Regions from separate parts of the Mus musculus genome. Here regions 2 and 3 are each linked to region 1. The links are chromatin loops, found by intact Hi-C in ENCODE. Cell type or tissue: left cerebral cortex. All regions are shown on one strand.

What was found. Hi-C counts contacts between places; a loop is a spot of excess contacts. Peaks named below come from ENCODE experiments on the same cell type or tissue, not always from the same donor. Only the 100,000 strongest peaks of a DNase experiment are listed, where the experiment ranks them.
Region 2: a loop joins it to region 1, with 2.7 times the contacts of the local background. A loop is called at or near these places in 10 of 42 quality-filtered maps.
Region 3: a loop joins it to region 1, with 7 times the contacts of the local background. A loop is called at or near these places in 22 of 42 quality-filtered maps.

What each region holds. Positions count from the first base shown.
Region 1 is chr8:68,732,751-68,740,750 of GRCm38, forward strand. Csgalnact1 (chondroitin sulfate N-acetylgalactosaminyltransferase 1) reads right to left here and starts at 2,396. Exons shown (of 10, transcript NM_172753.5): 1 at 2,276-2,396. In left cerebral cortex, a CTCF peak has its summit at 3,029; DNase peaks (open chromatin) are centred at 1,524, 1,732, 2,442 and 3,016; H3K4me3 peaks cover 2,241 bases; H3K27ac peaks cover 1,399 bases.
Region 2 is chr8:68,244,134-68,252,133 of GRCm38, forward strand. No RefSeq gene overlaps it. Among named protein-coding and RNA genes, the nearest start is that of Sh2d4a, 28 kb to the right of the region's middle. In left cerebral cortex, no CTCF peak of the experiment used is centred here; DNase peaks (open chromatin) are centred at 3,537 and 3,911; H3K27ac peaks cover 265 bases.
Region 3 is chr8:67,981,953-67,989,952 of GRCm38, forward strand. All of the region lies in intron 4 of Gm15991 (a long non-coding RNA gene), which reads left to right. It also overlaps a transcript of Psd3 not described here. Among named protein-coding and RNA genes, the nearest start is that of Psd3, 11 kb to the left of the region's middle. In left cerebral cortex, a CTCF peak has its summit at 4,750 (motif pointing right); a DNase peak (open chromatin) is centred at 4,734.

The sequences.
Region 1 (8,000 bases):
CTCAGCCTCTTTAGTACCTCTGTTAGCCTTAATATATGGTAGGGCTATAATTTACAGTCCCAAGGTCCCTTCATCAGGAGTACACGAAGAAGGATGTGAGCTGAAGAATAACTTCATTGCACTGTAAGCTTCAAATCAGTAAAGGTGTAGGAAGTCCTTGCTGCTTGCCATTGAATGGCACAGGGTAAGCAAGAAAGGCAACAGCCACTCACAGCTTACTGTTTCTTCTTTGGGTGTGGCATCATCTTATTTAGCACAGAGCTGGGAAACAGGGAGACTGGGAAGTCCACTTCATCATCCCTAATCCTGATGATGGATTCTCAACCCAAAGAAACCCATGAAGCACTGCCTACTACCATTCTCGAGAGAGCCAACATCCAAGCAGGGAATATTATACAGGAAATCCGATGGTCTTCAGTGGTAATGACCTCATGGATGGATGCATAGATGGAGCATGAATCAACAAGCAAAAGATCACATAAAAGAAGGAATTATTATTGTTAATGCTTTAAGTGTCAAAGCATATCTAAAAGTATTTAAGAGAGGCAAAGGATAGCATTTGGGAGGGGTCTACTGTATCTCTGGGTGCTTAGAAAAGAATGTTATTTCACTCTGTCAAGTATTGTTATCAAATGAAGAATCTTGAAACCATTTAATATGTGACTGGCCCTGGGTCATGCAGCTAAAAAGTAGGATGAACCTCTTGGATGCCAGTTCTCCGAAACAGCAAACACAATCTCACAATGATGTAAATGGGTGAATCTAAACAATGGATATTTTTTTTCTTTGAAGCTCGCTAATATGGCTTGCAACTAGATATAGGAGATCTGAGACAAGAAGATGGAGAGAAATTAAAGTAATATCTCGTAATTTGGAGTGACAGCAGGTGTGTCCCAATCTGCAAAGTTCAAGCTTGACAATTACACCGTGCTAATTATTCAGACACTAATCACACAAGAAAACCTCAGTGCTTTAAGTACGTTCATGATTTTGTCTTAGGCTGTTTTAATAGCTGTTCTTCACCCTACGAAGCTCACTTCCTGAGCTCACCCTAGTGAAGCACATTGGACACATCCATTAGGTAGTTGATTCAATGCAGAGGAGTGATCATATATGTATTAGGTTCCTACAATGGGAATTGCCCATCTCATATTTTCTGGAAGCTCAACACATAATCCCTCTGTTACAGCAATCCCTCTTCTGTGTGTTCAGGTGACCTTTTATGCCTAGAGAACCAGTTACTCTCTGCCTTACACTTCTGTTTCCAAGTTTGTTAGACTTCTCTCCACGCAGCAGAACCCATAGTTTATTAATGCTCAAGGACCATAATAATTGGAGCTCTCTTGAACAAAAAGTGTCAACACAATCCAATAAACCCCGTGGAATTGCTAGGGTTTACTAGATATTTAAATTCTTTATAAATATAGAATCGTAGTTAGTTGTCTTTAATGACATTTAAGTCAAAACTGTGCCAAGTCGTTGCAATCTGAATAAAAAATGGATTTTGCAAAATACAGCCATCCGATCATTCATTACTACTTCATTTTTAGCGTCCACTGAGGATATGTACAATAGTGTTAACGTCTTTTCCTCCATAACTTCAGAATCACTGACGACAGGGGTACAGGTGCAGGAAGTGTGGCGGAAACAAACAACTTTGCCTTCGCCCAGCACAGCTTTCCTTTTCCTCCAGCCCTCGGAATGCCCCACTGCACCCCTAGACCATTCCCTGGAAGAGCTTCTCCCCGCCCCTGGCACATACAACTGCATGCAGTCACATGCAGATGTGAAGACCCTTGGGATCCAGAGAGTCACCATCGCGGCGGCACAATGCAGGGGAGCGTGCTGCCCACGGGCCACCCTCTTCATCACAGCAAATACAATCCAAAAACAGCAAACTAGAGGCACCCGCACATATGCCAAGGCTACTTTGAAGTGGGGTTTCTGGAGAGTAAGCCAACAGCTGGGGGCTCAATTACCGCTGAAGAAGCTGAGCTGGCCGTGGGGTGCGGCACGGGACCCTCGCGCGTCCACCTAGAGACACCGATCCCTCCACGCGCCTCGCAAGGGCTACAGAGGGCAGTGATTCCGGAGTCCTCAGCCCTAGGACAGCAGTGGTCTCTGGAAGCCAGCGGTGCAGGCGTCCTCCCGGCTGACAGAGAGCCACCCTGAGGTCGAGGTCGGGGGCAGTGGCGCGGACTGGAAAACGGCAGCGACACGCCCGCACATAGCGGGCCACACCCGTCCAGCCCTCAGGGTAGGGACCCCGACTTACCCCAGGCAACACTGCAGACAGCGGAGCCGGATCCCTCGGCTACGCTGCTCCCCTGCTGCCGCTGAACTTTCCCTCCTGCGAGGCGGCCCTGGGCTCGGCTCCACCTCCAGTTCCAACAGCCGCTGAGCCTCCAGGGACCCGGAGCAGTAGGGGGAGGGGGAAAGCGGGGAGCGCGGGCTGAACAGCGGCCAAGCACAGCGCCGGCCTCCGAGTGGGAGCCCGAGGAGCCGAGAGCTGAGAGGTGGGGGTAGCGTGGGCCTCAGGGCTGGGGTCGTGTATGGCTGCAGTCATCTAATTCCTCCAGGGCCAGTCTGCAGTGCGTCCCCGCTCCAGGTCCGAGCAGAGCAGGGTGCCCTGGTTGAGAGACTGTCACTGCAGGGAGCATGAGTGGAGAGCAGGGTCTCCTGTACCGTAGAGACTTCAAGTGTGATTGATCACCAACATCAGAGAAGTTGGCGATAGAGACTAGGGCACTGTTGGAAGTTGCGCCCCAACAGAGAGGGGGCATCTATCCTACAAGTTCGTCCCCACTCCCCAACTCATCCCCGAGGCATTTGCGCTGCTAGGACTGTCCTAATGGCTTGCCTCCAAAACTTCTTACACTCTACTTGAGAGAATTAATAAGATAGTCACTGTTTTGGGTGCCCTGAGTTGTAGTAATAAGGCCTTCAGTAAGAAGCTTTTATTTACAAAAGATCAGAAACCCCTTTAACCCTTCAGCCCCAACTGTGGCTAAGCGATGTCTGTAAGGACCTCTAGCGGCCACATCCCTACATCAACTCAGCTGAGATTCGTGGAAAAATAGAAGAATCCGTGTTTGCCAAATCACAAAACATACAGTGTAATTTTTCTAGCTGCATCAAAGTACTGCATGATAGGAAGATAACAAAGAGTTAACACTGCATAGATATGCACGTACATATGTGGACATCAGTTATTTCTCACAGATTAGCTCCTAGCATCCTCAAAAGGCAATCATATGGCAATTTCCATTTGCAGATGGACGTCACTAGGTGGAAGTCAGGGTTTTTTGATTTCACACTTAGTAGGTAGTCGGGCAACTTCTTCAGAGCTTTTGTCCTAACTGCCACTAAAGCATTCCTGTCTTCATCTACTGATAGGTTCTTCTAGTTCTGATTGCTTTCACCTACTGAAGTAGCTCTCATCTCTTTACTCAATGGTGTCTCCAGAATCATGTAATAAAGTTATACATAGGTTTTAGTTTGGAAAAATGGGCTAGAAATTCTGAGTATGCCATGGCCCCAGCACAGACATGCCCTGCAGGCTATGTGAAAGATAGAGAACATACTTTATATCTTGCGTGCGCCCGACTCAACCAGCAAGAATGACGCTGCAACAGGATCCTTCTGCACACGTTTATTGGGAGAGCTTGATTGCAGAAGCAAAGAGACCCCAAGCCCAGAACTTGTGCTGCTTATATAGGCCTAGGAGAGGCGTGTCTCACACCCAGATTGGTTATGCACTATACCTCATTTGCATGTTCCTCATCTGATTGGTTACTCTCTCTTAGTACCTCACAGAGTCTCATTATCATACCTCATTTGCATGTCTCACATCTGATTGGCTATACTCTCAAAACCTCATTATCATGCCCGGGCCAGGCAGTATCTTGGCAAAAAACTTTACTGCATATGTACACATTGGTTGTTTGTCCAAACTTATGCATGGTGGCCAGCAGTAGCCAGCGCCACTCTGCAACGGCACATGTGGCTTCCCACATTTATAGATACAATAATCTCTATTACTCTAAATAGAATAAAGAAGGGGACCACTTAAGGGTCGACTGTGGTTCCTTTATGGGTGTTTAGCATGTGGAGGTGCATCAGGTCACCACTTTCGAACGTCTCCCACTTGGATATTGGCTCTGGGGTATTGCAGGAGATACCAACGCATATGCCAGTGTGTCACTGCATGCCAATTGAAAGCCAGTTTTCCGGGACCGGTGTCCTTCTGTTTTTAATAGCTTCAATAGTATATGAAAAATAATTGAATTGAGAAAGTGATAACGCAATTAAACTAAGTAACAGCATCATTAAGAGAAGATACCTTTTCCTGGGTGAACAAGAGAGAAATTTACAGTGGATTATCTGCTCAGGAAGTTCTCTTACAGAGTTCTGTCATGTGGACATTTTATCTCCATCATCAGGAGAGGCAGCCCCCGACAAAACTGAACAGTGAAACTAGCAGAAAGATGGATTTCCATGCATGCCCTAGAGCCAAGGACCAGAAAGGCTGGGCAGAACACTAAGCCTAGATGTAGTTTCTGTTTTATTATTTAGAGACTCAGTCTCATGAGTCCAGGATGATGTCAAACTCATGGTAGCCAAGAACCACTTTCAACCTATGATCCTCCTGCCTTGGGCTCCTGAGTGCTATGATTACAGACATTCACTGTAATGAATGTAAAGGTCAGCGTTGGATGAAAAAATTAAAAAGGAACAAAAAGAGAAGACATTTTGTGTGGCCTCCTGGGAACTAGGATTATAGACATAAACCTAGCCTCGCTAAAACCAGTTTCTAAGATTTACTACCAAAAAGGAAAAATTTACTACTTGGATTTTAGCTTGTACCTGAAATGTTATAGAGTTAAAATATATTTCATAAGCATGATTTAGAAATTAAATTATGCTGTTTGAATTTTCAAGGACATACTAAAGATATGTTATTGTCATACTGCCAATGTGGGAACAGTAAGGAGACACATAAACAGGTTTCGAAAGAAGTGAATGGACAACAGCAGTGTGACTTAAAGTAGAAAGCTTTTGTGTTTATAAAAGGCAGGTGTGCGTATTAGACCTGTGTGTGTGTGAGAGAGAGAGAGAGAAAGAGAGAGAGAGAGTGTGTCTGTCTGTCTGTCTGTCTGTCTGTCTGTGTCCAGACTGGCTTGAACCTCACTACATAGCCCAGAGTGGCCTCAAACTTGTGACAATCCTCCTTCCTCAGCCCAAGTGTAAGCATGTGAGCCTAAAGCTCACACCTGGCTTTGGTGTGCTAATCACCTGCTTAAATAGATACTGCAGAGCTGTTAAATGCTGAGTACAGAACTACTTCATATAATCCTAGATCACATGTCTCAGATCACCAGGGTCCTTGAGAAACTTGATCCAAGCCATCCAGGAGATATAGCAGTTGTGAAACTCATTCATTAAAGCTCAATTGCTTTTCTTTTGAGAGCTCCACTGAAGTTGTGTTGACTCTCCCTTCAAATCAGTTCCACTAATCAGGGTTATCTGATTCTCAGATCACAGAAATGTGCTGTGTAGTCAGCGGCGGGTCATTAGATGTAAGGCGTTTTCTGTTCAGAGATTAGAGATTAGCCAGTTAGTACTGTTGTAGGCGGAAGTCATTAAGATAGGGTCTAATTATATTCTATGCAGTCCACTTTTTAAAACCTTGGAACTATGAAATAGAATTCTAAATAAATTTTCATGTAAAATGAATAAAGTAAATAATGTTTGAACCAAATAAGTAGATTCTTAGGGAAAGTTTTATAACTCAAATACAGTATGGGCTGAACTAATAACTGTTGTCTGAATGGGAGACACTTAAAGTTCTTTGGGATGTCTCCATAGTCAGATCTTTAAATGCATGAACCACAAAAACCATTATTTTGGCTGGACATGGGCAAGGTAGAGTCAAAGGATCTTGACTTTGAAGCCATCCTGGGCTATCTAACAAGTTCAAGGCCAGCCTGAGTTATACAGTAAGATGCTAACTTTAAAAATTAACAATAAGCCAGGACTGGAAGGCAGGTTACAGGGAGTGTACTTACCCAGTATGCGCAAGGCTTGGTTCCCAGCACCCCTCCCCCAATTAATGAATCGGTTGTTTTACAGTATTTACATAAAATGTACATGATTCATGCTTTTCTTTCTAGCTCAATCCCGGAGGCTTGAAAGACAGAAATACCCCCTCCCAAACTGCTCTTTTCTCCATATGACAGACCGGAGCCATTCTTTGGGGTGACACTTCTGTCAGTGTAGGTAAGACCTCAAATAAAAGCTGGCACACCCCTTGCTTTAAAGGTGGCTCTTTCACCCTATCCCTGTGCACTGCATGGCCTCTCACTTTGGAAAACACGAAAAAGTTGCAGAAGGTCATTCAAAAAAAAAAAAAAAAACAAGATGAGTAGAACGCCAGGAAGCAGTTCACATCTGCCTGCATCCTTCAGTTCACATCTGCCTGCATCCATGTGACACAAACCCAGACAAGCAAGCACACGCATGGGATGCTCAGAGCAGGGGCTTTCCTTGCCAAGGTAGTTACATTTGCTCACCAGTGTTCAGAAATCTCACTCACCCAAGGCCTTTAATCATGACTAGTAACACTCATTTTCTTCCCTTTTTTTTCTTCTACATTTCATATTACATCTTAAGTTATTTTGTGAGCATGCTAACTATTTCCTTTTAATTTTTGTTGCATTTATATTTGTTTGGAGTACATGTGTGTGCATGTGAGCCACAGTGCTCATATGGAGATCAGGGTACAATCCGATAGAATCACTCTCTCATTGTACTCGGTGGGTCCTGGGGATCAAAATTAGGTCATCAAGTTTAGTGGTGGGTGCCCTTACCTGCTGAGCCATCTCATTAACTCTCATTTTCAAATATTAAATATTATTTTCTCTTTGATAACTCATATCTCTAAAGGGCACAAACAGGTTCCTCTAACTTTAGCTTCAGCTCTAATTTGTTTTAAACTGGTGGTGGATAGGCTTATTTGAAGTTATTATCATCTTTCCAACCATTATCATCATCTTAGATCATTTATTATTTAGGTCAATATTATAAAACCCCTGTCCTGCTTTCATGCCTTCACTCTGTACCCTTCCACTGGCCTAGAGATACACTGTAGTAAGCTGTCCATTAATAAAATATGTTTCAATAACACACATTATTGTAAGACTCTTTATTACTGACTGTCAACAGTAGAATGTTTGGAGGAGTGTTCAAGGATATTAGGAGCACTACTGTAGGATATGTCTGCACTAAACAGAGGAAACTGCTCAGCGACAGGAAGAGCAAGGCCATTCAGAATCAATAACCCCTCAAGAAAAAACTGCCTCAGGAAAGCAACAAGTGAGCTGCTGCCCCAGATGACAAAGACAGAGAGGTCAAGCTGAGAACATGGTCCTGACCACTGGCAGCAAAGGCCATCCGCTGCTGGTTTTCTTGTTTGTCTTAGTCTGTGATATAGGGGATGGATGATTCACCTTGTCTAGCCACTCACAGCCCAAGGACCTCAGACTGCCTCCCTGGCTTCAAGAGACACACTTAGCAGGAAATGCATTAGTCAAGTCATTACTTAGTCACCCACAGCAAGTGAAGCAGTTACTGTGTGCCACTGTGGGAATAACACAAGCGACTGAGCATAGTCCTCACTGAGGAACCTGGCATCTAGTGGAAAAATCTGAAGCTAGTATTTAAAATTTCAGAGAAAGCCGGGTGTGGAGGCATGCACCTTTAATCTTTAAGCATGCACTTGAGAAGCAGAGGCAGGCAGATCTCTGAGTTAGAGAGGCCAGCCTGGTCTACAGAATGTGTTTCAAGACAACCTAGGCTACATGGAGAGAAAAGAAAGCCTTTCCCTGAATTACCCGAAGTTTGATAGGTTCCTCTGAGAAGTAGCCTTTGGGAGGGACCTGGCAAGGCAAGCAGGCAGATAAACCAGGGAGACGGTCTCCAAGAAGACACACATGACTCAT
Region 2 (8,000 bases), 490 kb before region 1:
TACATTTTGGGGTAGGCTAATTCAAAGCCCTGGATCTGGGCCTGGGTGGTAACTGATCTGGTCAGCTTGCCAGCTCTCCCAATCCATACCACCATCACAAGCTCTCCAGCACTACTCTGTCTAGACTACCCAGTGCCATCATTGGCAGGAAGCAGAGGCTACTCCCCTGCTCCCGTGCCTTCAGGGCCATCTCATCTGCACACATGACTCCAGAGCCAGCTCCTTTGTGCTGCCCAGCTAAGGTAGGGGCCCAACTCTCTCAAGTGCTGCAGCTGATGAGGGGGATGGGCCAGCTCTCCCACTCTTAGGCTCTCACATCCTCAGGGCTGGCTCACCTGTGGCTTTGCTATCAGGGCCAGTTCCATTAGGATGGCCAGTCGAGGTTTAGGGCCTGCTCTAATGACGGCTACAGCCAATGAGGAGCAGAGCTAGCTCTCCTGCTCTCATGACCTCAAGGTCAGCTCTTCTGACTATTGAAGATGATGAGGTGCAAAAGAAGGGAAGGCATCACCCCCACACCCACTCTACCTGAAGGAAGACAGTGGTGGGGCCAGCTCTCCCACTCTTGAGACCCTGGGGCCAGCTCTTCCAACTGCTTGAGGTGGTAGTGGGGGCATCACCTCTGTACCCATGGCACCATACAACAAATGAGTAGCAGGGTTGGCTCTCCCACGCTCATACTTTCAGTGCTGGTTTACCAGTGCCCCTGCCACCAAGGCCAGCTTCACTGTGCTGCCTAGGCCAGGTGGAGGGCCCACTATCACAGGTGAGAAATGGGGTCAGCTCTCCAGAATGCTATGGCCAGTGAGGGGCAGGGACAGTTTTGCATAACCCTTGGACATGTACATAGTCCTAGGCAGCAGTACAGACCAGGGACATCCCCATGGTATTATGAGCCATAGACATTGACACAGTGACTCTTACTGCTGCATATCCATGACAGGTCTGAGGACACAGACATGGCCCTCAGTGCAGCAAAGGCTGGGACTTCACCATGGCCTTGGGTGGCCAGGCTGGCTACACATACCAGGTAATTTCTCTCTCCCCTTGACTCTCTAGTTCCATTTCTCTTTATAGTGGGTCTGGCTCTAGATGGACCATGTGACCTCCTCTGCCTGTGCCTCTGGGTGTGCCTCTAGGTGTATGGCCCACCCATGCCATCCAGTGGAGGGCAGGTTTCTGGGTAAGGCAATGTAGTGGCCATGTTTCTGGATGTCTTATTTTTCCCACACTGCATTGTGTGGTGGCAGTTGGGGTCCTGTGTGTCTCATTTAAACTGTGTTTTGAAAGTGTTTTACTTATGTAGCCCTGGCTGGTCTGGAACTCAGTATGTGAATCAGGTTTGTTTTAAAGTCACAGAGATCCACCTGTCTCAGCCTCTTGATTGCTGGAATCAACCTGAATGCATCGTCTGGGCTGTAACCAGCATTTCTCCTCCTCTGTGGAGAGCTTTGGGGGGCCACTTAGCAGGAATCTGACATTGACCAAGGACAAGGAAGTAAGCTCAGGCAGGAATCTAATTTTAGGCTTCAAGAAAGAGGTAGGTTTCCGGCAAGAATCTGACTTTGGGCTAGGACAGAGAAGTAGGTTCAGATATCGTGGTCATTCTGATAAGCCCTTAGAAACAGTGATCATGACAGTGATCATGGGGCCTTGTTTATTGCCTTTCGTGTTCCTTGACTATTTGTGTTTATTTTACTGTTTGACCTTATTATTTGCATGCAATTAAAATGGTATTAAAATCAGATTGGGAAAAAATAAACGTGCTTCCAACACAGAACTGGCTGGGGTCATGCTACAATGCTGTCTAATTGTCTTTTTTCTTTTTAATCCTCAGTCCTGCACTGGAGAACCTGTTGACTGACTGGGCTGGTTTGGTTACTCCCCACTGTTGGCCTCCAAGTCACAGGGGCTAGAGGTGGGGAGGTGGCAGTGGGAGGGGGGAAGATGGGGGAAGGTGATCACTTAACCAAAGCCATCTAGGCACTGCCGGGTTGTTATTCTCATCCTGAGTGGGATGGTGGGATGTTGACAGAACCTGGATTGAGGGAGGGGGTGATGGGTAGGGACTAGGGGAACAGGGAGAAAGATGAGGCTGAAGAAATGGCTTTGGGCTCTGTCCCAACCACTGGACTGTCTCTGGCTGACTGACTCTGGAATTTAAATTTTGGTAAATTTCAATTAATTTAAGCCATCATATTGGGTGGTCCACACCTAGCCACTTAATCAAGTATTTTGGGTCTGGTAGTTATGTTCCTTCAGATTACGTTCCTGTGTCTTGTGTCCGATGAGCAAAATATTCCTAACTTTTAAGGTTTTTTTCTTTCTTTCTTTTTTTAATTTATTTTTTTAATTAGGTATTTTCTTCATTTACATTTCAAATGCTATCCCAAAAGTCCCCCAGACCCCCCCCCACTCCCCTACCCACCTACTCCCACTTCTTGGCCCTGGCGTTCCCCCATACTGAGGCATATAAAGTTTGCAAGACCAAGGGGCCTCTCTTCCCAATGATGGCCAACTAGGCCATCTTCTGATATATGCAGCTAGAGACACGAGCTCTGGGGGGTACTGGTTAGTTCATATTGTTGTTCCACCTATAGGGTTGCAGTTCCCTTTAACTCCTTGGGTACTTTCTCTAGCTCCTCCATTGGGGGCCCTGTGATCCATCCAATAGCTGACTGTGAGCATCCACTTCTGTGTTTGCCAGGCCCTGGCATAGCCTCATAAGAGACAGCTATATCAGGGTCCTTTCAGCAAAATCTTGCTGGTGTATGCAATGGTGTCTGCATTTGGTGGCTGATTATGGGATGGATCCCCGGGTATGGCAGTCTCTAGATGGTCCATCCTTTCGTCTCAGCTCCAAACTTTGTCTCTGTAACTCCTTCCATAGGTGTTTTGTTCCCAATTCTAAGAAGGGACAAGAAGGGAAATTTCACTGTAGCCATGGCAGTGGTGACAGAGGGAACTCCGGACTTCTTGAAGTCATAGAAAATCTTCAGCGTGTTGTGACATTGGAGGTTTTCCCCTGGGGAATCCCCTTTTCTGTGGGGAGAGGGAACAGAATTATCCTCTGCACCCCTCTCTTCCAGGCTGTTTAACATCTGTATGCCTGTGACAAATATCTCACCTCTTGTCTGACTCATTAGCTCTTTAATCTCCAAGCTTAGTTTATTGGACAAGCCAGGCAAAATGGTTGTTCTTGCTCAGAGAGGCTTGTTCACATTGGGCTTCTTATTCTAATTAAAAATTTTTTCAGACAACGTATTTTGACCATGTCCACCCCCTCTGCCAACTCCTCTCAACCCCTACCCTTTAACCTTTGTACATGTTCTTCCTCCAGTCTGAAACAGCTGTGCCTGTCCTCCCCAAGTTCTTTAAATCCCCATTCAAAGCTTCTTGCCTGGAAGCACCATTTTCTGATCAAATTCACTCAGCTTTAATTTTAGCATTAAACACATCAATTTCACATACTTACATAAATACTCTTGTGAGCTACACTATTTTAGGTAAAAGTTAACGTAGAATTAAATTTCCTGGCACTGCATCCGGCTTTCAGCTGTTTGCCTTTTTCTGGAACCTACCACATTTTAGTTCCACTTAACGTTCATAGCACAGGGTGAGCCCAAGAGCATTCATTATGTTTATATTCTAAGATGCAGCCTACACAGTCATAGTGATTAATGGAGGTGTGAGCCTTTGACCTCACCTGAGCTAGTCGAATGCCTTTCCCCAGTACTGGACAATTTAAGCTCCCAGACCCAGTTTTGGAGAGAGGAAAGGACCTTGGCAATTTTGAATCTTATAAAAAGCCCAATCCTAGAATGAAAACCTACATTCTGCTGGTCGTTGGGGGCTTCCAAGTTGTGGTTTTGCGCTTTCTTTTTTGGAAGCTACAACATTCTAGCTTCCTTGTAAGTATGTTCCTCTTTTCTAGCCACTAGCTAACATTAGTCTCAATGGCTGGCTTTCAAATGCAGACATACTTTCAGCTGTTCATTTGAAGTTAAAAGGCCTCCAGATGGTGTGCCCAGAGTAACTTTCTTAGGCATTTGGCAGTGTCTGTCCTCTCCTCTCTCCTTTTATCTGCTTCTTTCCTATTTCTCTTCATTCCTTTGTATCCATATCCTCATGTGTATGTGTTGTGGGGAATGCTATCCTTACCACAAACCTGGACTTCTCTTCAGCTCTCTATGTCCTGTCTCACGCTTTGTCTTCATTATTTTCGCATCACTGTGATCCAACTGTTTGACAGGAAAAATTTTAAGGCAGGAAAAAAATGATTTCTGGCTTACTGTTTCAGAGGGTTCAGCCCATAGTAGCTTGGCTATGTGCATTTAGATAGAACATTATGAAGGTAGAAGTACGTGTCTGAGGAAAAGTCCACACTGTTAGGGAAGTGGGAAAAACGGGATATTGATGTTCTACCAGCTTTTGTTATATTCACCTTTAACTTGTCTGGGCCCCGGCCCACAGGATGGTACCACCAACATTTAAGATGAATCTTCCTCCCATAATTAATCATCTCTGGAAATGCCCTGACCTTTCCTTAGCACACTCATAATGTAACTAAACTACCTCACCATTCACCTAGATCAGTGGTTCTCAACCTTCCTAATACTGCAACCCTTTAATGCATTTCCTCATGTGTGGTGACCTCCAACCATAAAACTATTTAGTTGATACTTCATAGCTGTAATTTTGTTACTGTTATGAATCATAATGTAAATATCTAATACACAACCCCCAGGGGGTCATGACTTACAGGCTGCGATCTGCTGGCTTAAATGATTCTAACTCTATACAAGTTGACAGTTGCGATGGTTTGAATAGATATGGTCCCCATAGACTTAAGCTTGAATGCTTGGCCCACAGGGAGTGGCACTACTAGGGGATGTGGCCTTAGTGGGGTAGGTGTGGCCTTGTTGGAGGAAGTGTGTCACTTGGAAGGTGGATTTTGAGGTCTTATATATAATGCTCAAGTTATGCCCAGTGAGGCAGACAGTCTCCTTATGTTGCCTGTGGATCAAGATGTAGAACTCTTAGCTGTACCTCCTCCAGCACAGCATCTGCATGCAAGCTTCCATGCTTCTTGCCATGATGATAGTAGACGGAACTTCTGACACTGTAAGCCAGCCCCAAATTAAATGTTTTTTGTTTGTTTGTTTTGTTTTGTTTTGTAACTATTGCCTTGGTCATGATGTCTCTTCACAGCAATGAAACCTTAACCAAGACAACAATGAAGATGAGCCACCTTGTTGCCTATTTTGAAAGCTTTATGGAACACATGCTGCCTTATGGCCCTTGAACTTGTTCTCCCCTCAGCAATCAGTCCTGGTAATTAGGTACTAATGATTGATGTCTGTATGAATTTCACCATACAAACACTCAAGAATTAACCTATGGTCTGGGGTTAATAATGGAAGGTGATCTGTGGTACATCAGCTGAAAGAGTTGGATTTTATTTGCAATTTCATTTCTTTCTTCTTTCCTTCCTGCCCTCTTTTGTAAGTGCTGAGATATTGCCCTTTTATTGAACACATATAAAATACAGTTTTACATTATTATAAACATTTACAAACAAAACTTTATTTTATTTTTTTAAAAGAATATGTGGATTTATCACTGAACCGAAGATTTATAATATAGAAATATGAAGGCCATTTCTGAGTATTTAAAGAGAATACTGACAGAATCACTATCTTTTTCACTTTCATTTTTCTGTGCTGAGGATCAGTCCCAGCATCATACACTTGCTAGAAAGTTCTCTACCACTGAGTTGTACCTTAGACACCAGAAACATTTTTCCTGAACACCATGTTAACTTACAAATGAAGAAATAATACAAAAGAAGGTAGCCTTCAAACAAATGCCAAAATTAATCAAATTCTTCTATAGCTTGTCTTTCTTCGCATCAAATATACTCAATGAATATCAGCAAAAAATCATATAAGTAAGCTAAGCATACACACTTGAAAATATAGAACACATGGTTAATCAAAAGTTTTTATGAGCTTGTTTGTATGGGAGACCATACACATTACCATTTAAAATATCCGGTGTTATACTCTCTTGTGAAAAGCACACATAGAAGGGAATAAGGCTTTATTTCCAGGATACTCTTAAATTAGTCTTAATATTTGAACATCTCAGATTTACAATTCAACCAAAAACTTATGCACAGTAACTAACTAAGTCAACACATACACAATGGTCCAACACAGTCTCGGCTACTCTACTTGATTATATCCAATACTATCTAAGAGAACTGAATTTCTGATGTGCCCACGTGGAAGACTTGTGAAGAAAACAATATAATCCCACCACATGACCTCACAGTGTCTCTTGGAAAGATAAACATAGAAGACTAATGTGTAGGAAGTACGTCAGTGAATATATATAATAATATTGTCAGCTTATGCTTCAAAAGTAGATTTTTAACATAGGAATTTGAGAATCTAAAATAATTGCTTCTGGATGCTTTGGCTTATCAAAACTCAGGACTGCCTGGTTTTAAAAGATTTTTATTTTTGACTCAGAGTCTCATTCTGTTGGATTTGAGCCTATCATAGAGTCCAGACTGCCCTTGAACTCAAGAAGACCATTTAGTTCAGGCTGTCTTTGAACCCACATAGTGTCCTCTGCTTCAGCCTCTCAAGTGCTAGGAATACAAGTGTGTATAGTCCCATTTCTTTATAAACCTGCGTTTGTAGTCCTTAATCCCATTCCAAAGGGCAAGCTCTAAACCGATAGCTCCATTAAGGTTCGGGAGCAAGAATACAATGTAGATTGGAATAGTAACTACCCTCTTGGTAAGAATAATAAAATACACAAAAATATTGTGAAGATTAACTTTAATTGTTGATATAAAATAACCTAAAGTCAGCTGGGAGAAAGAATCTCAATGAGGAATTATACACATTGATGTACTGACTGGTTTTGTATGTCAACTTGACACACCTCGAGTCATCAGAGAGGAAGGATTGCCTCAGTTGAAGAAGTATCTCCAAGAGATCCAGCATTTTCTCAATTAGTAACCATGGCGGGAGTGTCCAGACCATTTTGGGTGGTACCATCTCTGGGCTATAGTCCCGGGAATAAGGAAGCAGGCTGAGCAAGCCAATAAGCAACACTTCTCCATGGCTTGCTTTTACATCAACTCCTACCCTGTCTGTATTTCTGTTCTGTTCTGTTCTGTTCTGTTCTGTTCTGTTCTGTTCTGTTCTGTTCTGTTCTGTTCTGTTCAATAAGGAGCAGCAATATGGAAGTGTAATCCTTTCCTCCCCAACTTGCTTTTTGGTCATGGTGTTTCATTGTACAGAAGAAACCCTAAGTAAGACAACTGGGTTGGCCTATGGCATGTCTGCAGGGAATTGTCTTGTTTGTTAATGATGTAAGAATACCCAGCCTATTGTGGGTGGCACCATTTCATGGGCTGATCCCTGAACTTTGTAAATGCAGAGAAAGCTAGCTGAGTAACAAACAAAAAAGGATCCATGCACCTCTTTCTTCTTTACTGTGGATATGAACCTTTACGTATCTGCCTTGACTTTCCCATAATGATAAGTTACAACCTGGATTTTTAAAAAACTTTTATTATTCTGTCATATATTATATCCTGAAAGAAGTTTCACTTCCCTCTACTTCTTTTAGTCTCTTCCCCCACCTCCCTTCTCCCCAAGATCAACTCCTCCACTGCTTAAAACAAACAAACAAACAAACAAACAAACCCGGGTCACTCAGGGATAACCACAAAATAAGGCCTAACAAGATACAATAAAACTGGACACAAATCTTTATATCCTGGGTGGATGAGATAACCCAGTAAGAGGAAAAGCAGCCCAAGAGCAGGAAAAAAGAGTTAGAGATACCCCCCACCACACACAAACTAACTCTCTCTCTCTCTCTCTCTCTCTCTCTCTCTCTCCCTCTCTCTCTCTCTCTCTCTCTGTCTCACTGTTGGGAGTTCCACAAGAACACCAAACTACATAACCATAAGGTAT
Region 3 (8,000 bases), 750 kb before region 1:
AATTAGTAAGGGCATGCTTTCCCAAGCAGGAGATGGTAGCACCCAGCAATTGTGCCAGAGGGCAAGTTGTGGTTGAGCAACTGTATGTCTGTGTCTTTTATCCGAAGAGTCAAGGGAATCCCAGTGGGGCCTGGTAGCACGGTCACCTTCTGGAGCTAAAGGAGGGTAGCATGTAAAACAACATGCAACAAAATAGTCCCTATGAATGTGGCCTTGTTTGTTAATTTACTAGCTTCTTGTGAGCCAAGATTTAGCAGTGAGGGATAGGCAGCAGACCCAACATACTTGTAGAAATTGAGTGTGTTGAAGATCCTTTCCTTTTGTTGTTATTTTCATAGCCATGTATTACCTATACATAACAACAGATGACATTTTCATACAAGCATTGAACATATTTCGGTTATGTTCATCCCCTGCCATGCCTGTTTAGTCCCCTCCTGATTCACTGATCCCCTTTCTGTTCCCAACCCAATAACTTTAACAGTAAGTCTCTAGATAGGAGCACGGACAACTTATAAGTGCCTACACCACTAAAGAATTCCCCTCCCCGCTTCCTGCATCAACCTTGAGCTGCCAGTAGACCTTATGCAGGCAATCACAGATACTGAGCGTTCAAGAGGGCGTCCTTGCCATGCTCAAAAGACAGCAGCCCCCGGGATCCCTCTCCGTCCTCTAGCTATATTTTTTTTTCTGCCTCTTCTGTGTTGTTCCCTTGGAGGGGATGATGAACACTACCCAGTTAAGGCTGAGCAGTTATTTGTTCTTAGTTATGGGTTCCTGCAGAAACTGCCACCCACTTCAAAAGAGAAGCTATAGTGACCAAGGCTTTCAGCATCACTCATCTATGGACATGACGATAAATACTTAGAAGGCAGTTTGACAAGTCCATTCAGTAAGTTCCCCCTTCGGGCCTATGACTTCCTCAGCCACAGGTTTTTGACTTCAGAGTTTGACTTCAGTCTGAGATGTCAATTCCCTGCTATTTAGAAAGCCACAAATCCAACTAGAAAGTTGTTGTCTACTCTCTAACAATCATGTCAGTGTTGTGCCTCTCCACAAGTCCAGTGCTGAGAGTGTAGCACTCAGGGTCCACAGCTAAGGAAGACTACTGATGACAACCCCACCCCACCCGACCCCCTAGCAAACTGAATAGCACCTTCCTTCAGGGACCACAAAATATAGGCAACAGAGAAGCTTCCAGCTCGTTTCCAACCTGATTTTTCTGTTCTGAAACCAAGTATGCAGTATCTTTGGCAATGGTATCCTAGCTTCTGGTTCTGGTGGGCAACTGACAGCAGCAGGCCCTGATACAACTTGTATCATTTCAGGGCCCTTAGGGGTTTCCCTGATCATCCCTATCATCCTCAGAAGATAGCTCATCCCTAGATCTGTTTTTAGATTTATTTATTCATTTATTTCATGTATATGAGTACACTGTAACTGTCCACAGACACACCAGCAGAGGGTATCAGAATCCATTACAGATGGTTGTGAGCTACCATGTGGTTGCTGGGAATTGTATTCATGGCCTCCAGAAGAGCAGTCAGTGCTCTTAACCACTGAGCCATCTCTCCAGCCCTAGTATCTTTATTTAATAACTAATTGGTCCTTCTTTTCTTTTAAACTAGACACATATAGGAATCCAAACTACGTATTTCAGTTCCCAACAAACTGTGGAAAACATGTCGCCACATTTAAAAAGTCTCATTTTCCTTTAATTAAAAATTTAAAACAACACCTCAATGTTTAATTCTATTTAACTATGATTGACTCAAAATTCACCAGGGCAGTTCTTCCAAGGATAACTAAAAGGCCCAAATTTGAAATAATTAGCCACCCACCATCAGAAAGGTAAACACTAAGCTGATTTTTCCTACTCACACACATGGAATGTCAGTACTTGGAAAACTAAAGCAGAATCATGATGAGTTTAAGGCAAGCCTGAACTTTACAGTGACCTTAAGACCAGCCTGAGTTACACAGCAATGTCAGCCTTAAGGGAAAAAAAAAAAAAAAGAAGCCACCCAAGGTATTTTGTTTTGTTTTGCAATGTGCTACTTCTATCAAATCTCAAGGTTCCATTTTAGGCAACAGAAATATTTATGAATAATATAATGCCAAGTTCCTCATATAGTAAAATTTTATGGCCATAGTCTCATTAATACCATCAGCTTAATAAATGTCTAGGTACCTCAGTCTCTGACTAGCACAGGAATAACAATAACAAAGACAGAGCTTATTTAGTAGTGAGTACAATGAGCGTCAATACTTGCTTCCTAGTTATTTTGTATTCGTTTTCAAGAAATTTCCAATTTGGCAGCACTGCAAGTTGAAACCATAGCTTCTAACTTGGAGTTCTGAAAGTTATACAAGGAAAAGTGGAGGGATGGGTGTTCCAAGTATAAGGGACAAAGAACACCCAGGTCTTGGCCCTTAAGAAAAGAATGTCCCATGAAGACTTTGTTTTCCCCTTTAATAGCCCTGTCATCCGCTCTAGAATGCTAATAACTGAAAGTAATCTGTACTAAATAATCCAATGCTTTGGGCTATACACATATACTTCCCCTTCCAAAAGAAAAATAAGAGGGGATACCACACATACTGCTATATGTCAATATCCGAAAGGTTTTTGGCTTTATCTTAACAGGTTAAAAAACTAAGTTCCTTCACATGGTATTTAGTGTAGAAGTTCAGTAAGCAAATCAGATAGAAGGTAGTTCTGGCTCCCTGGGGACGGAAGCAGGAACTTCCACTCTAGCCTCGTTCCCCAACGCTCCAGGAGACACAGAACCTTGAGTTAGAGAACTGTTTTAAGCTGTGCTTTTCTGGAAGGCTACAGGACTTGGTGAGAAAACTCAGCTCCTAAATTCACATTTGCACAGCCATGCCAACAGCATGACGCAGATGCTAAATGAAGTGAGATAGTAACGTAGATGCCGTGTGACCTGAGGTAGTGACTTAGCCAGGGTTAAGTCTGAGTGACCTCATCCGAGGAAGAACCGTATCAGCTCATCCTGAGGGCTGAAGAGCCCTGTGCAAGGTACCAGAGTCCCTGACAGAAGCTTTACAGCTGGGCACATTTTAGTCTAATCGTGCAGAAGATGGAGGTGTGACCTTTGCTTCCTAGATTCCCAGATAGCATTTTATAGCTTTAGAATGATAAAGATGTACATCACAGATCAATGTATAGACATGTAGAATTATAAGATGCATGTCAAAGATTACTGTATAGGTGATGTGTACATTACAGATAGGTAGAAATAAATGTATAGATATTTAGAATTATAAGGTGTATGTCACAGATTAATGTTTAGATATATAGATTACAGATGCACAAATATGGATGTAAACAAAGGTCAGTAATTAATTGGGACAGAGAAATCAGGCTGGACCCCAAAATTTTACACACACACACATATATACACAAACACACACAAAAATATATCAGTTAACAAGTACCGGTTGAGAAACTTCCACAGAATCTATTTCTACGTCAATTTGTGTTTCTTCAGAAGCTTTTCAAAGACTTACAGTAGAGAATGCCAGTAACACTCCAGTTCTTGTTTCACACCATCTTAGTTCATCTTAGCTCACTTAGGAGAGATCATTCATGTCTCTCACCTTTTAAATCTGAGTATTTTCCTCAACAGAGGAATGGATACAGAAAATGTGGTACATTTACACAATGGAATACTACTCAGCTATTTAAAAAAATGAATTTATGAAATTCCTAGGCAAATGGATGGACCTGGAGGGTATCATCCTGAGTGAAGTAACCCAATCACAAAGGAACTCGCACAATATGTACTCACTGATAAGTGGATAATAGCCCAGAAACTTAGGATACCCAAGATATAAGATACAACTTGCCAAATGCATGAAATTCAAGAAGAACGAAGACCAAAGTGTGGACACTTTATCCTTTCTTAGAAATGGGAACAAAACACCCATAGAAGGAGTTACAGAGACAAAATTTGGAGCTGTGATGAAAGGATGGACCATCTAGTGATTGCCATATGCAGGGATCCATCCCATAATCAGCTTCCAAATGCTGACACCATTGCATACACTAGCAAGATTTCGCTGAAAGGACCCAGATATAGCTGTCTCTTGTGAGACTATGCCGGGGCCTAGCAAACACAGAAGTGGATGATCACAGTCAGCTATTGGATGGGTCACACGGCCCCCAATGGAGGAGCTAGAGAAATTACCCAAGGAGCTAAAGGGAACTGCAACCCTATAGGTGGAACAACAATATGAACTAACCAGTACCCGGGAGCTCTTGTCTTTAGCTGCATATGTATCAAAAGATGGCCTAGTCGGCCATCACTGCAAAGAGAGGCCCATTGGACTTGCAAACTTTATATGCCCCAGTACAGGGGAACGCCAGGGCCAAAAAGGGGGAGTGGGTGGGTAGGGGATTGTGGGGGTGGGTATGGGGGACCTTTGGGATAGCATTGAAAATGTAAACGAGGAAAATACCTAATTAAAAAAAAAAAAAAGAAAGAGAAAAAAAAAAGAAAAAGAAAATTTTAAACCTTTATTCCATGATGTCCTAATGAGACTAAGGAATGAATGGAAATTTCCTAAACCTCCAAGTTAACTTAAACAGAACACAAAGATGCTCACTCTGTCTCCCTCCACACCCCACCCTCATCTCAGATCTAAGTGGGAGAAAGCTGCCAGCAAGAAACTGAAATGGTGCCTCACAGCTGGGGAAGTGCCACTGAAAGCATCGCAGACTCTGTCCACCAGGGGGCAGTGTTGTCTAACTATTAAAGAGTACTCAGCATGAACAGAAATAAACTCCTTCCTAAAGATTTTCAGGGGAAAGATTTCTCAGGTTCGAAGGAAAATCTAAAATGTTTCTATTAAGTCTCTTTAATCAGATTACAACGTCCTCACAACCTCACAACCTCACCATCCACTGCTCACAAGCACTAGGCCTCACATGCCTCTAGATCAAAGATGACCCCAGAAGGAACTGAAGACTCCTCATGTGGTTTTCCACTCCGCCCAGGACTGCTTCAGTCCCCACCACAAGCGCCATCCTCACCTGTGATCTGCTGTGAACAGGCAAAGGAAGTGGTGACCACTGGCTACCCAGAACCCTACTGCCCCACCAAACTTCAAGCCACTTTATGATGGCCCTACTTAAATTATCTCCCAACAATGAATAAAACCCCTATAAGTAGCCAGGTGTGATTGTGCATGCCTTGAATGCAAGCACTTAGAAACCAGAGCCAGGGAGATCCCTGTGAGTCTCGGGACATCCTGGTCGATATAACCAATACCGTATTTGCCAGGGGTGCACACTGAAACCCTGTCTGTAAAACAAAAACAAAACAAAATGACAAACAACAACAAAACAAACAAACAAACAACAACAACAAAAAACCACTCCAACATATACCCAACATTTTACCTTGAAAGAGATGGTTATCATCCTGTCCTAGTGACAAAGGCCCAAAGTAGAGTGCCAAGGTGTCAGTGGCCAGGGTGATTTACATTATATTCCAGGTCTTTAAAGGAGGCAGCAAACATATCATAACTCATTTAACAGTCTATTATTATTTAAAAAAATATTTTGGATCAACCCAAGCAAATAAACTGTCTTAAATAGCCAAAACTATAAAACAACTAGAGAACGGCATAAGGAAAATTGCTTCTTGACACTGATACTGGCTATTTATTTTTCTTGTGTGAAACACCAAAAGCACAGGCAAAGAAAAAAAAAGGCTGCAAAGACATGAGCAAGGGAGAGAGGCCTTCTTAAGAGACTCAGAGACAAGCCCCTGATAATCCAATCCCAAATAACCAGCCCTCACACACATTCACTCACACACACACACACACACCACGAGTGAAGGGGCCAACAAATGAGCTCAGCACACTGCGTTTCTATATACATATGAATATATACATATATGTATATATGTATGTAACAATACTAATTAAGAGAAAAGAGGTCATGAAAATGAAAGGGAATTTGGGGACTCAGAAGGAACTGAAAGACGGAGATGAAGGCATAAAAAAATTAATTAAATACAGCAGTCATATATAAAAATCTCAAAAAGAATTTCAAGAAAAAATCAGGACCACATCCATCTGAGAAACAAACTCAACTGCTGTGCAGCAAAGGAAACGGTCAACAGAATAAAGAGACAACCTACATAATAGGAGAAAATATTTGTGAAGCGAACATCTGATAAGTAAATATAACTTAAATAATTCAATACCAAGAAAACAAGCAACGGCTTTTTTAACGGGCAGCCTCTGAACAGACATGTCTCAATAGCTTAGGGGAGGACAGACTTAGCCAACTGCACAGGAGACTATGTTTCGCATCACTAGCTGTGGTTTGAATGAGAATGGCCCCAGTAAGCTCATGTTTGATTATTTGCTTCCCAGCTGCTGGCAACATTTGGGAAGGCTTAGGGGCCTTACTGGAGGAGGTGCTTCATCGCAGGCTTGGAGGTTTCAAAACTCCACACAATTTCCAATGTGTCTCTCCCTTGCTCGTGCCTCTGCATCAGGATAACGCCCTCAGCTATAGCTACACCATGCCTGTCTGCCTGCTGCCAAGCTACCGTGCCAGGATGATCATGGACTCGTCCCACCTGAAACCATAAGCAAACTCCAAATAAACCCTTCCTTCTGTAGGATGCCCAGGTCACTGTGCCTCATCACAGCAAAAACAAAGTAACTGAGAGACTCATAATTTGGGAGCGGGGGAGTTAAACCCCTAGGAGACACCGCCTCATACCTGCTAGAAAGACTATTACGAAAGAGGCAAAGATGTGTTGGAGAGGATGCAGGGAAAAATAGGTCCTCTGTACATTGCTGCTAGAAGTGTAAGACGTTATGAAAAAGAGAATGGAGACTCCTACAAACATAGAAATGGGATGAACATGTGATCCGCTAATCCAAGTACACAGCCCAAGGACAGCCAGTTAATTAAACAACACCCAAACACCCAAAGTTTTCACACAGTTATTCAAAATACCCAAGATACTGATATCTGGAGACTTAAGTCGAGGGGGAAAGTGAGATATATATGTACATAATGAAATATGATACATCAAAAAGCAAAATCCTGCTATTTGCAATTGAATAAATATGAAGAACATTTTGCTAAGTAAAATAAGACAAGAACAAAACAACAATATTGTATGATCTCACATGTAGAATGTTTCAAAAGTCAAGGACCAGCAAGATGACCTATGGGGTAAAGACACAGGTCACACAAGCCTGATGACCTAAATTTGCTCTCAGAATCCACATAAAAGTGGGAAAAAAACAAACTCCACAGAGTTGTCCTCTGACTCAACTACTATGCCAAATGCACGTCCCACATGAACACAACTCACAGGCATGCACACACACACAGAGGCACACGCACACTGGCCTAATCAAAATATTTTCTATGCAAATTAGACAGATGATTCAGAACTTAAATGATCCTGGTTACTTTGAGCCTGTTGATCTGCCATCTGAGAATTCCCCACCACTGGTATGCTTGCGTAAGCCCTAGTACATTCTTGAGAACAGAAAGAAGAAAGAGAGAACATAGAAGGACAAACTGGCATGTCCTAAGCATACTTTAAAGGTGTTTTGGCTGAGCAGCCCCCAGAATTAATACTTCTTGCAATCTGTCGCCATGAACACGTTTGGGAACAGACATTCCCCAGACTTCTCTTCTCAGCTTACCTGCACTGACTTCATACTGCTCTTCTAAGACCAGTAAACAAAGAACCTCATTTTCAATCAGTAAGAACATATGTTAGCATGTTTCAGCATCTGCCCCAAGTCCTTCTCCTTTGTCCTCTGCAGAGACTGTCTCCAAACAGCTTCTGCCACTGTCTGGGTACTCTCCTTTTCCAGCCTAACTGATTATGTGCCTTCAGTAGGTTGCCATATGTCCCTACTTTTATTCCAATAGGAATCATATCGTTAGAACCATCATAGTACGTGTCTGCTACTCCAACCAAACCATATAC